Linked DNA regions of Homo sapiens: all the other regions are linked to region 3. Evidence: chromatin contacts called from ENCODE Hi-C or POLR2A ChIA-PET data. All regions are on one chromosome and are shown on one strand. The core of a region is the stretch at or near the end of the contact, and the rest is flanking DNA. Distances in the headings are between cores, read along the strand shown.

What was found. A loop is a pair of places that touch in the nucleus more often than their neighbours do. ChIA-PET counts read pairs that join two places held with the same protein, here RNA polymerase II (POLR2A). Pooled maps may share reads with other maps.
Region 1: a loop to region 3 is called in a pooled map, with 3 times the contacts of the local background. The contact joins the promoter of DHDH here to the promoter of CGB7 in region 3. A Hi-C loop is called at or near these places in 1 of 50 pooled maps.
Region 2: a pooled map shows a loop between it and region 3 (4-fold over the local background). The contact joins the promoter of BAX here to the promoter of CGB7 in region 3. A Hi-C loop is called at or near these places in 2 of 50 pooled maps. POLR2A ChIA-PET finds 5 or more read pairs at or near these places in 4 of 52 experiments (Caco-2, GM12878, K562 and 1 more).

What each region holds. Positions count from the first base shown.
Region 1 is chr19:48,931,231-48,934,948 of GRCh38, forward strand. DHDH (dihydrodiol dehydrogenase) reads left to right here and starts at 2,469. Exons shown (of 7, transcript NM_014475.4): 1 at 2,469-2,581. The coding sequence starts at 2,492. RefSeq lists an enhancer at 2,042-2,543.
Region 2 is chr19:48,952,725-48,956,358 of GRCh38, forward strand. BAX (BCL2 associated X, apoptosis regulator) reads left to right here and starts at 2,151. Exons shown (of 6, transcript NM_138761.4): 1 at 2,151-2,238; 2 at 2,824-2,875; 3 at 2,963-3,109; 4 at 3,474-3,609. The coding sequence starts at 2,205. RefSeq lists enhancers at 1,830-2,398, 2,399-2,966, 2,416-2,625 and a silencer at 2,146-2,295.
Region 3 is chr19:49,056,499-49,059,828 of GRCh38, forward strand. It overlaps CGB7 (chorionic gonadotropin subunit beta 7), which reads right to left and starts at 1,251. Exons shown (of 5, transcript NM_001385261.1): 1 at 964-1,251; 2 at 623-750; 3 at 1-97. It also overlaps the pseudogene LOC124904739 and a transcript of NTF4 not described here. RefSeq lists an enhancer at 1-531.

The DNA.
Region 1 (3,718 bases), core at 1,219-3,718, 120 kb before region 3:
TGTATTTTTAGTAGAGATGGGGGTTTCACCATGTTTGCCAGGCTGGTTTCGAACTCCTGACCTTAAGTGATCCGCCCACCACGGCCTCCCAAAGTGCTAGGATTACAGGCATGAGCCACTATGCCCTGCCCCCTCCCCCCACTTTTTTTTTTTGGTAGAGATGGGGTCTTGCTTTGTTGCCCAGGCTGGTCTCAAAGTCCTGGCTTCAAGCATTCCTCCCATTTGGGCCTCCCACAGTACTGGGATTACAGGCGTGAACCACCGTGCCTGGTCCCATTTGTGTTTCTATTCAGCAGTTTGTGTAAACTTGAAGTCTGTGAATCCATGTGTGACACTCAGGTCTTAATTATTGTCTACCAAGTAAGAGAAAGTGACAATATCCTGCCCTGTGTGAAGCTGGCCAGCCAGTTAGGAATTATCATGTCCCAACCAGCCTGGGAAACTTGGCAAGACCCTGCCTTGATAAAAAGTTTAAAAATCGACTGGACACAGTGTCTCATACCTATAATCCCAGCACTTTGGGAGGCTGAGGCAGGAGGATTGCTTGAGCCCAGGAATTGGAGACCAGCCTGGACAACAAAGTGAGACCTTTTCTGTACAAAAAATTGCTGGGCATGGTGGCTCATGCAGGTAATCTCAGCACTTTGGGAGGCCAAGGCAGGCGGATCACCTGAGGTCAGGAATTCGAGGCCAGCCTGGCCAACACAGTGAAACCCCATCTCTAGTAAAAATACAAAAATTAGTCGGGCGTGGTAGTGGGCGCCTGTCATCCCAGCTACTCGGGAGGCTGAGGTAGGAGAATTGCTTGAAACTGGGAGGTGGAGGTTGCAGTGAGCCAAGATTATGCCACTGCATGATCACCCCAGCCTGGATGACAGAGCGAGACTTCGTCTCAAAAACAAAAAACAAACAACAACAGCAACAAAAATTAGCAGGCTGGGTGCAGTGGCTCATGCTTGTAATCCCAGCACTTTGGGAGGCCAAGGCAGGCAAATCGCAAGGTCAGGAGATCGAGACCATCCTGGCCAACATGGTGAAACCCTGTCTCCACTAAAAATAAAAAAAATTAGCTGGGCATGGTGGAGGGCGCCTGTGGTCCCAGCTACTCAGGAGGCTGAGGCAGGAGAATCACTTGAACCAGGGAGGCGGAGGTTGCAGTGAGCTGAGATCACACCACTGCACTCCAGCCTGGGGATAGAGTGAGACTCCGTCTCAAACAAACAAACAAACAAATAGCGGTAAGTGGGGCACATGCCTATACTCCCAGCTACTCAGGAGGCTGAGGCGGGAAGATAGCTTGAGCCCAGGAGTACAAGGCTGCTGTGAGCTATTATCACGCCACTGCAGTCCAGCTAGGTAACAGAGTGAGACCCTATCTCTAAAATAATTAATAAATAAAACAAAATAATTAGCCAGGTGTAGTAGCCAGTAGCTACTTTGGGTCCCAGCTACTGTAGTCCCAGGTACTAGGGTGGCTAAGGCAGGAGCTAATTCCTTGAGCTAAGGAATTTGAGGCTGCAGTGAGCTATGATTGTGCCACTGCACTCCTTCCTGGGCGACAGAGCGAGACCCTATATCAATAATAATTATAATAATACAGTATATTTTACATAATAGACCATAGAGCTCAATGAATCCTCCTCACAACCCTATGTAGGTAGATGTTATCATGATCTCTGCTTTCCAGAATAGAAAAGTGAGGACCAGAGAGGGCGACCTCTTGTCCAAAAGCAATACAGCCAAGAAGGGGCAAGGAGGGTTTTGAAACCAGTCGGCCAGGCTCTGGGGCTCCTAACAAGCAAAGCAGCCTGGTTTCTAAAACTATAGCTTCTGGAAGCAGCCAATTCACAGGTCTTTACCTCCTGACTGTGAGACCTCCAAAAAATGACCAGGGATCTTGGAGTCTGTTTCCCCCTTTGTGAACTGGGGACAATAGAAGCTACTTCCCAGGTCTGCGGGGAGAAATTAGGAACGAAGAAGGTAAAGCGCAGAGCTGAGGAGCTGGTCTACAGGTGCTCTATACATATTAGTAATAATTATTAAGTTTGCTGTTACAATCCTCTCTCTCTCTGTGAACAACCCCTAATGATGCGTGGCTTTGAGAGCAAAAAAGTCAGGGCAAAGTTTTGCCACAAAGTCCAGAGGGCAAGACATTAAATCTAACTCTCAAGGATTGGTGTTGGCAAGAAAGCAAACCTCTCCTCCCCACGCTGTCCTTACCCCGCGTATCCGACGAGCCTAAAGTCATAGGTAAGAGATCTGTAGAAGCGACGTCAAGGTGTGGTTCCCTCTGTAAGGCGGAGCTAAACGGTGCATTCGCCCAGCGGGGAAGCTAGAACTAAATGACCGCTCTGCCGACTGGAGCCAACGAGAATCGGCGTAGGCGCAATACGGGCGGAGGATGGGGACCCGCCCCCGGGGTGGGCGGGGCGTCAGGTACTTAATTCGCGCCTGGAGGGACCGAAGGTGCCGAGGGCTCCGCATCGCAACCATGGCGCTGCGCTGGGGCATCGTGTCTGTCGGCCTCATCTCCAGCGACTTCACAGCCGTGCTGCAGACGCTGCCTCGCTCTGAGCACCAGGTCTGCCCGCCCTCCGGATTCTGGGGAAGAGGAGGCGGGGGGCGGGACTCCAGAGTCTAAAGGAGGAGGGAGTTTAGGGTTCAGGACTAGTGAGTGGGTCGTCATTGCAGTGAAACGTCTGTTTCCTTGCTACCTCCTTCTCCATCTCTGTTCTGCAAACCTGTGGGGAAAAGAAAGATCAGATTGTTACTGTGTCTACGTAGAAAATGAAGACATAAGAAACTCCATTTTGAACTGTACTAAGAAAAATTGTTTCTGCTTTGAGATGCTATTAACCTGTAACTTTAGCCCCAACCGTGTGCTCACAGAAACATGTCCTGTATTGAATCAAAGTTTAATGGATTTAGGGCTTTGCAGGATGTGCCTTGTTAACAATATGTTTGCAGGCAGTATGCTTGGTAAAAGTCATCGCCATTCTCCATTCTCTATTAACCAGGGGCACATTGCACTGCGGAAAGCCGCAGGGACCTCTGCCCAAGAAAGCCTGGGTATTGTCCAGGGTTTCCCCCCACTGAGAAAGCCTGAGATATGGCCTCGTGGGAAAGGAAGACCTTACATCCCCTAGCCCGACACCAGTAAAGGGTCTGTGCTGAGGAGGAGTAGTGAAAGAGGGAGGCCTCTCTGCAGTTGAGATAAGAGGAAGGCTTCTGTCTCCTGCTCTCCCTGGGAATGGACTGTCTCAGTGTAAAGCGGACCATTCCCATTCCTTCTATTCTGAGATAGGAGAAAACCTACCTGTGGCTGGAGGCGAGATATGCTGGCAGTGATACTGCTCTGTTACTCTTTGCTACACTGAGATGTTTGTGTAAAGTGAAACATAAATCTAGCCTACGTGCACATCCGGTCACAGCACCTTTCCTTGAACTTATTCATGATACAGATTCCTTTTCTACATAGACACAGTAACAATCTGATCTCTCTTTCTTTTCCCCACACAAACCTGAGTGTCTTGAGGTTTGGAAAGGCCTTGATGTAAGCTACTATGAAGATAATTTCAATATTGGGGGATTTAATAACGGCTTTCCCCCAGATCTCTCTTTCCCAGGGCCCAAATGTCCAGCCCCCGTCATCTCTTCCCCCAGGACCACGTCTCCCCTTCCCCTGGCCAGAGCCTCCTCCTTTGCCTCCCTTCCACCC
Region 2 (3,634 bases), core at 901-3,400, 100 kb before region 3:
TGTCAGAGGCAGACAATGTCTGATTTCTGCATGCTCCCCAACATTCAATCATACAGTTATTGAATAACACATTTTGAGAGATAACTATGAATCAAGTAACATGCTGGTTTCTGGGAGAATTGAGGACAAATTAACCTTGTGGAAATTTTGGGTGGATGAAAAAAACCAACATGAAATTAAAACACTGCACACATTTACAGCTGTGAGAAGCATTACACATCCTGGGTGCTATGCGAGCTTTTTTTTTTTTTTTTTTTTTTTTTGAGTTGGAGTTTCCCTCTTGTTACTGAGGCTGGAGTGCAAGGTCACGATCTCAGCTCACTGCAACCTCTGCCTCCAGATTCAAACGATTCCCCTGCCTCAGCTCCCGAGTAGCTGGGACTACAGGTGCCTGCCACCACACCTGGCTAATTTAGAATTTTTAGTAGGGATAGGGTTTCACCGTGTTGGCCAGGCTGGTCTCAAACTCCTGACCTCAGGTGATCTACCCATCTCGGCCTCCCAAAGTGCTGGGATTACAGAAGTGAGCCACTGAGCCCAACCAGGAGCTTTTTCGAGAAAGAAGGAAGTCCAAGAGATCTTCCTGACACCCTAGTCTGACTCTGCCCTTTGCCTGCTCAAAATTTCCCCATGCTTCCCAGCGGCCTTCTGGACATAGATCAAGTCCCTTCTCTGACAGGCCCAAACCCTTTATCATCTGATCCTAGCTCATTTTTCTGAGTTTTCCTTAGTTGCTATTATTTTCTGTCTAAAGTGACATGTCATAATATTCATAAAGCACACAAGTCTTATGTGTACAGCTCAATGAATTGTAAATATGTGTATACCCGGCCGGGCACAGTGGCTCACGCCTGTAATCCCAGCACTTTGGGAGGCCGAGGCAGGTGGATCACTTGAGGTCAGGAGCTTGAGACCAGCCTGACCAACATAGTGAAACCCCATCTTTACTAAAAATACAAAATTAGCTGGGCGTGGTGTCGCATGCCTGCAATTCCAGCTACTTGGGAGGCTGAGGCAGGAGAATTGCTTGAACCCGGAGGCAGAGGTTGCAGTAAGCCGAGATCGTGCCATTGCACTCCATCCTGGGCAACAAGAGCAAAACTCCGTCTCAAAATAATAATAATAATAATAATAATAATAATAATAATAATGTGTATACCCATGTAAACACCATTCAGATAAAAATATGGCATATTTGGGGCACCCGGGGAGTGTCTCTTGTGGCCCCTCCCCTCCATACCCTGCTGATCTATCAGCACAGATTAGTTTCTGCCACTTTTTAAACTTCATATTCCTTTTCTTTTTACACAAACACAAACATTCGAGTCATGACTGGGTGGGGTGGCTCAAGCCTGTAATCTCAGCACTTTGGGAGGCCAAGGTGCGAGGATCGCTTGAGTCTGGGAGTTCAGAGACCAGCCTGGGCAACATAGAGAGACCTCATCTCCACATAAAAAGTTTTAAAAATTAACCAGGGGCGGTGTAGTCCCAGCTACTCAGGAGGCTGAGGTGGGAGGCTTCAGCCCGGGAATTCCAGACTGCAGTGAGCCATGATTGGGCCACTGCACTCCAGCCTGGGCAACACAGTGAGACCCTGTCTCAAAAAAAAAAAAAAAAAAAACAGGAAAAAACAAACAAACAGAAAAGCAGGCCTGGCGCGGTAGCTCATGCCTGTAATCCCAGCGCTTTGGAAGGCTGAGACGGGGTTATCTCTTGGGCTCACAAGTTAGAGACAAGCCTGGGCGTGGGCTATATTGCTAGATCCAGGTCTCTGCAAAAAACAAAACCACTCAGTTTTTAGTCATCTATAACGTCCTGCCTGGAAGCATGCTATTTTGGGCCTCTGAGCTTTTGCACTTGCTAATTCCTTCTGCGCTGGGGAGAGCTCAAACCCTGCCCGAAACTTCTAAAAATGGTGCCTGGATAAATGAAGGCATTAGAGCTGCGATTGGACGGACGGCTGTTGGACGGCGCCACTGCTGGCACTTATCGGGAGATGCTCATTGGACAGTCACGTGACGGGACCAAACCTCCCGAGGGAGCGAGGCAGGTGCGGTCACGTGACCCGGCGGCGCTGCGGGGCAGCGGCCATTTTGCGGGGCGGCCACGTGAAGGACGCACGTTCAGCGGGGCTCTCACGTGACCCGGGCGCGCTGCGGCCGCCCGCGCGGACCCGGCGAGAGGCGGCGGCGGGAGCGGCGGTGATGGACGGGTCCGGGGAGCAGCCCAGAGGCGGGGGTGAGGCGGGAGGCAGACGGGCGGGAGGAGGGCGAGCCCCCTCGCCGGCCCGTCCGGGATCCTTCCTACCGGCCTGGGGCTGTGCGATCTCCAAGCACTGAGGGGCAGAAACTCCCGGATCGGGCGCTGCCAGCCTCCAGTCCCCTCCGTCCTCGGAGGTTCCTGGCTCTCTGATCCCCGTGTCCCGATCCCTGCCTCTCTGGCGCTCTCGGACCCTCGAGAACCAGGGGATCTCGGAAGCCAAGCCCCCGGGCAGGCCCGGGCTTGTCGCCCGCACCACTTCCTGCCTCTGGCACTGGTGGGAGGGGCGGGTCTCGCCTCTGCCCCCTCAGGCCAGGGGTCTGGATGCATATAGCGTTCCCCTAGCCTCTTTCCCCGGGGAGAATGTAGGATACAGGCCCAGCCTCCTGGCCTTTCTCCATCAGGGACTCAGTTGTCTGGGCCCCCCCGTCACTTTATCTGCTAGGGTCCCAGAAGTCCAGGGTCCCCAGCTCTGTCCTCCCTCAGGGGCCGTGAGTCTCCACAGTCTCCTGATCCCCTAGAACCCAAGAGTCCAGGTACCTCTTCCCTTCCTTTCTCCTCTAGGGCCCACCAGCTCTGAGCAGATCATGAAGACAGGGGCCCTTTTGCTTCAGGGGTGAGTTTGAGGTCTGATTATTGTGGCACAGATTTGAGGAGTGACACCCCGTTCTGATTCTGCACCCTCACTCCATCCCCACTCTAGTTTCATCCAGGATCGAGCAGGGCGAATGGGGGGGGAGGCACCCGAGCTGGCCCTGGACCCGGTGCCTCAGGATGCGTCCACCAAGAAGCTGAGCGAGTGTCTCAAGCGCATCGGGGACGAACTGGACAGTAACATGGAGCTGCAGAGGTGTGGGCCCCTGAGGACCCAGAAGTCCAGCCACTGGGCTCCTTCAGGACACAGGACTCTCAGCCCCGCATTCTCCTCCTCCCCTAAGAACTAGGAGTCTGGGCCCCACAACTCAGCGCAAACATTCCGGACTCCCAGCCCTCCTCTCTGCCAGGATCTTAAAACCCTCCTTCAGGGAGTCATTTTTCCCACCTTCCTAAATGTCTGTCTTGTCCCCTTCCCTTGTCCCCCGTTGGCCTGTTGCTTTTCATTTCAGCCTGGCTTGGGGCTCAGTCTCCTTATCTTTAGTGTGCGGTGGATGCGGGAATTTTCCACCATCAGCCTGATGCCTGCTCCCCGGCACTGGTTCTCCTCTCTCCTGCAGGATGATTGCCGCCGTGGACACAGACTCCCCCCGAGAGGTCTTTTTCCGAGTGGCAGCTGACATGTTTTCTGACGGCAACTTCAACTGGGGCCGGGTTGTCGCCCTTTTCTACTTTGCCAGCAAACTGGTGCTCAAGGTGGGCAGCTGCAGGGCAGTGAGCC
Region 3 (3,330 bases), core at 1-2,500:
GGGCTGCCGCTGCGGGTCGTGACTCCAGAGTTGGGGCGTCTCTTCTAAGCTCCAGTAGGTCAGGTAGTCCTTGCGGGGGTATCCGGACGGCTCCGTCCTGTGGGAGCAGGGCGGGATGGTGAGGATACAGCTGGATCCTTGGGGACGAGTTTCAGACCTCGGGATCTAAGGAGTCTGCACATTCAAACTCCTGCATTTCCAGGCGAGCACCCCTTAGGAAGGACGCGACCGGGCACGCGTTGCCTGCGTTCCTGGGTCCTCGAGGTACTTAACGTCCTGGAAGCTGAGCTTTCGCATCCTAGGGAAGGAAACGGGGGCTTTCGCTTCCTTGCGAAGGAGCATGTGGGGGCTCAAGTACCGAAGGAGGCCCTGCCCTCAGATCCAGAATCCCCTCGAGCCGCTGTGCAGGCTTCCTGTCCCTACCGCGGTTCCTGGAGGTGACACTAAGGACTCCTGGGTGCTAAAAGAGGGAGGGGCTGGGGTCTGAACTGTGGTTGTTGCTGCTATAGGAGTCGAGACTGAGACCACCGGTCAGGGAATGGGAGCCAGCCCAGGGGCTCGGCGTGCACCGGCCATGGCGGGGGCTGTGCAGGAGGCGGTGCCGAGCGAGAGCCCGGCTTACTTGGGATAGAACCGAAAGTCCCGCGCCGAGGTGGTCAGATAGAGCTGGCGGCGGTTCAGGACGCCCCGGTCGGATACTGTGAAGGGTGGGCCAGACAGCGCGGGGTTCTTCGTGCAGGCGATTAGAGCCTGAGCAAGATTGGGGGAGGAGGCATACCCAAGACATAGATTTCATACCCCATCCCAAGTCCTGGGTCCCGAGTTCAGAATCCCTCTCCTTCGGCCTCGACAGCCATGACGGCCACGGCCCTCACACCCCGCCCCAGGGTCAGAGCCCTTCCTGCCACCCACGCCAGGGAACTTCAGCTTCCTTTCTCATACCCGAACCCTTCCCAGCCTCACCTCCCTAAATCCAAGCCCTCCTGCTGGTCAAGGAACTCAAATGCAGGCCCCCAGCCACCACAAAATCCCCCTGGTTCTGCCCCCGGTCTCAAGCCTTCTTGGTGTGGCCACTGGAGCTGAGCTGCATCTTGGGCAACAACTCCAGGTTACCTCTCCTAACTCCCACCCTACCACGTCTCAGAATATTCTAGTCTCCTCCCCACCCACAGCCCGCCGTCTAGCTCCGCAGCAGCTTAGGAGCCCTGAAGGCGAGTTTCCAGCCCCTGGTCCTTCTGGCCTGGCGTGGATGCCCAGCCCTTCCTCCCGCTCCTCTAACCTCCCGATCCCGCCCCAGATCCTTTAGCCACGCCCCAAAGCTGTGATTTCCTTCTGGCCCCGCCCCAGGCTCCCGGAGCTCCGCTGGTCTCGCCAGCGCCGGCTTCCACCCAGACACCTGGGAAGGCCCCCCGCGGTGGTGGTCCGAGAGTTGTGAGGGGCTGGGGCCCGACGTATTTGGGGGCGCGCGCGTCCGGGCCGGGAGAGCAAGTGTACTGCGCCCTCGTCTCGCTGCTCTGGTACTTTGTGGTCAGTAGGAGGGTTCAGCTGCGGTGTCTGAGCTGCGGAAAGGCAACCCAGAGACTCATGTGAAGGAGCAGGGGACTCAAATGCAGTCCCCCGCAGACTCCGGCGCTCCCCAAATCTTACCTTTTCTCCTGAATCCTTGATCCCCACAGTCCGCGTGGGGTCTGCAGGCTCTGGGGCTCTGGGCTGGGCGCAGGGCCCGCCATGGGTCTTGGGCACGTAGGCCGAGCCAGAGGTTGTCTCCCATCTGCTGAGGACCTCGTCGAAAGCCCAGATGCGAGAATCCTGCTTTGCAGTCGGAGGTAGAGGGTCCGCGACCGTGGACTGGAGAGAAGGCGCCGCACATCAGCTAGAAAGACTCAGGAGTCCCTATCACCCCCCACCCCAAACTCTGACCTCTTCCAGTCGGCCCCCAGCCCTTTCCTCTGCAGTCCCTGGCATCCAAATTCCCTGGCGCCTCCTCTCTCAGACCCAGGACTCCAGGACCCTCCTCCTTCAGAGAGGAGTCCAAGCTCCCAATCCCCTTTTCTCAGCCCCCATCTTTCTGGGTCCCCAGGCCCCGCAGGGCTTCAGCCTAGGGTCTGCCCACCTGCACCGTGGGCGGGGGGAAGGGTACGGGTGGGATAATGCCATGGGTAACGTAGCTGCTGGTGAGATGCCAGTTGGGCCAGGATTCAGGCATCTCGGTTGCAGAGATGAAAGACCACGGGGGGCCACAGCGCACAGCCAGGGTGCCACTGGCCATGGTTCCACCCCCTCCCTGTAGCCAAGCAGGAGCTGGTTTGTTGCTGTTGCCCCAGGTGACAGAACCCGCCCACCCCAATCCAGCCAATGAAAGGCCTGCAGGCACATGGATGGATGGAGTGATTAAGAGACCCAGAGACAGAGAGACAGGGACTCCAAGAGGGGCACAGAGAAACACGGAGTGGGGGATGGAGAGTCAGAAAGAGGCGGACAGAAGGGGATGGAGAAGTTCAGGATTTCAGAGACCCAGGGGGTGGGGGAGACAGAGACACAGAAAGAAGGACAGAGACCTGGGGGTGTCAGAGATACAGACAGAGACCCCTGCACTGCCCCCAGCACCTCAGGACATCCATGAGAAACACCCCCCTTTGCTCCAGGGTCCAGAACCTCCTGGCTGCTTCCTCCCTCTGCCAGGCCTGCCCACCTCGGGGTAACGATTTCCAGATGTCCCCGGGGCTCCCCAACCCTTCCCGCACGTGCTGAAGGAGTCAGCGCTGGTGTCAGCTGTCCTGCCTGCCTTTGATTTGGTTGAAAACTTCCACCTGGGTAGGCTGGGTGGGGAAAGAGAAAGGGATCTAGAGAGAAGTGCACCGGACCATAGCGAAAAAGATGGGCTTTGATGAGTGAGGAATAAATACAACAAGAAAGGGGAGAGACAGGGAGGAAGAAAGAGACCACGATGGAAAGGGAGCTATTAGTACTACCCAGAGGCGACAGACACTGGAAGTTAGAGACAGAGATGAAGGTGGCAAAAACGACCAAAGTCACAGATGGAAAACAAGGAGACGTAGAAACTGAGGCAGCCACGCCCCACCCTGCCCAGGGGCCTGGTCTGTATAGATGCGGGGAGAAGTTGCCTATGTCCTTTGCTCAAAGCTGGACCTGAGAGAGAGAGAGAGAGTTGGTGGGGCGATGGGTAACATGTGAAGGGCTATTGTGAAGGCCTGTGGTCTGTCCCTGGCTTCCCTTGTCACTTCTTCACTATAAACAGCTTTTGATCACCGGGCGCAGTGGCTCATGCCCGTAATCCCAGCACTTTGGGAGGCCGAGGCATGCGGATCA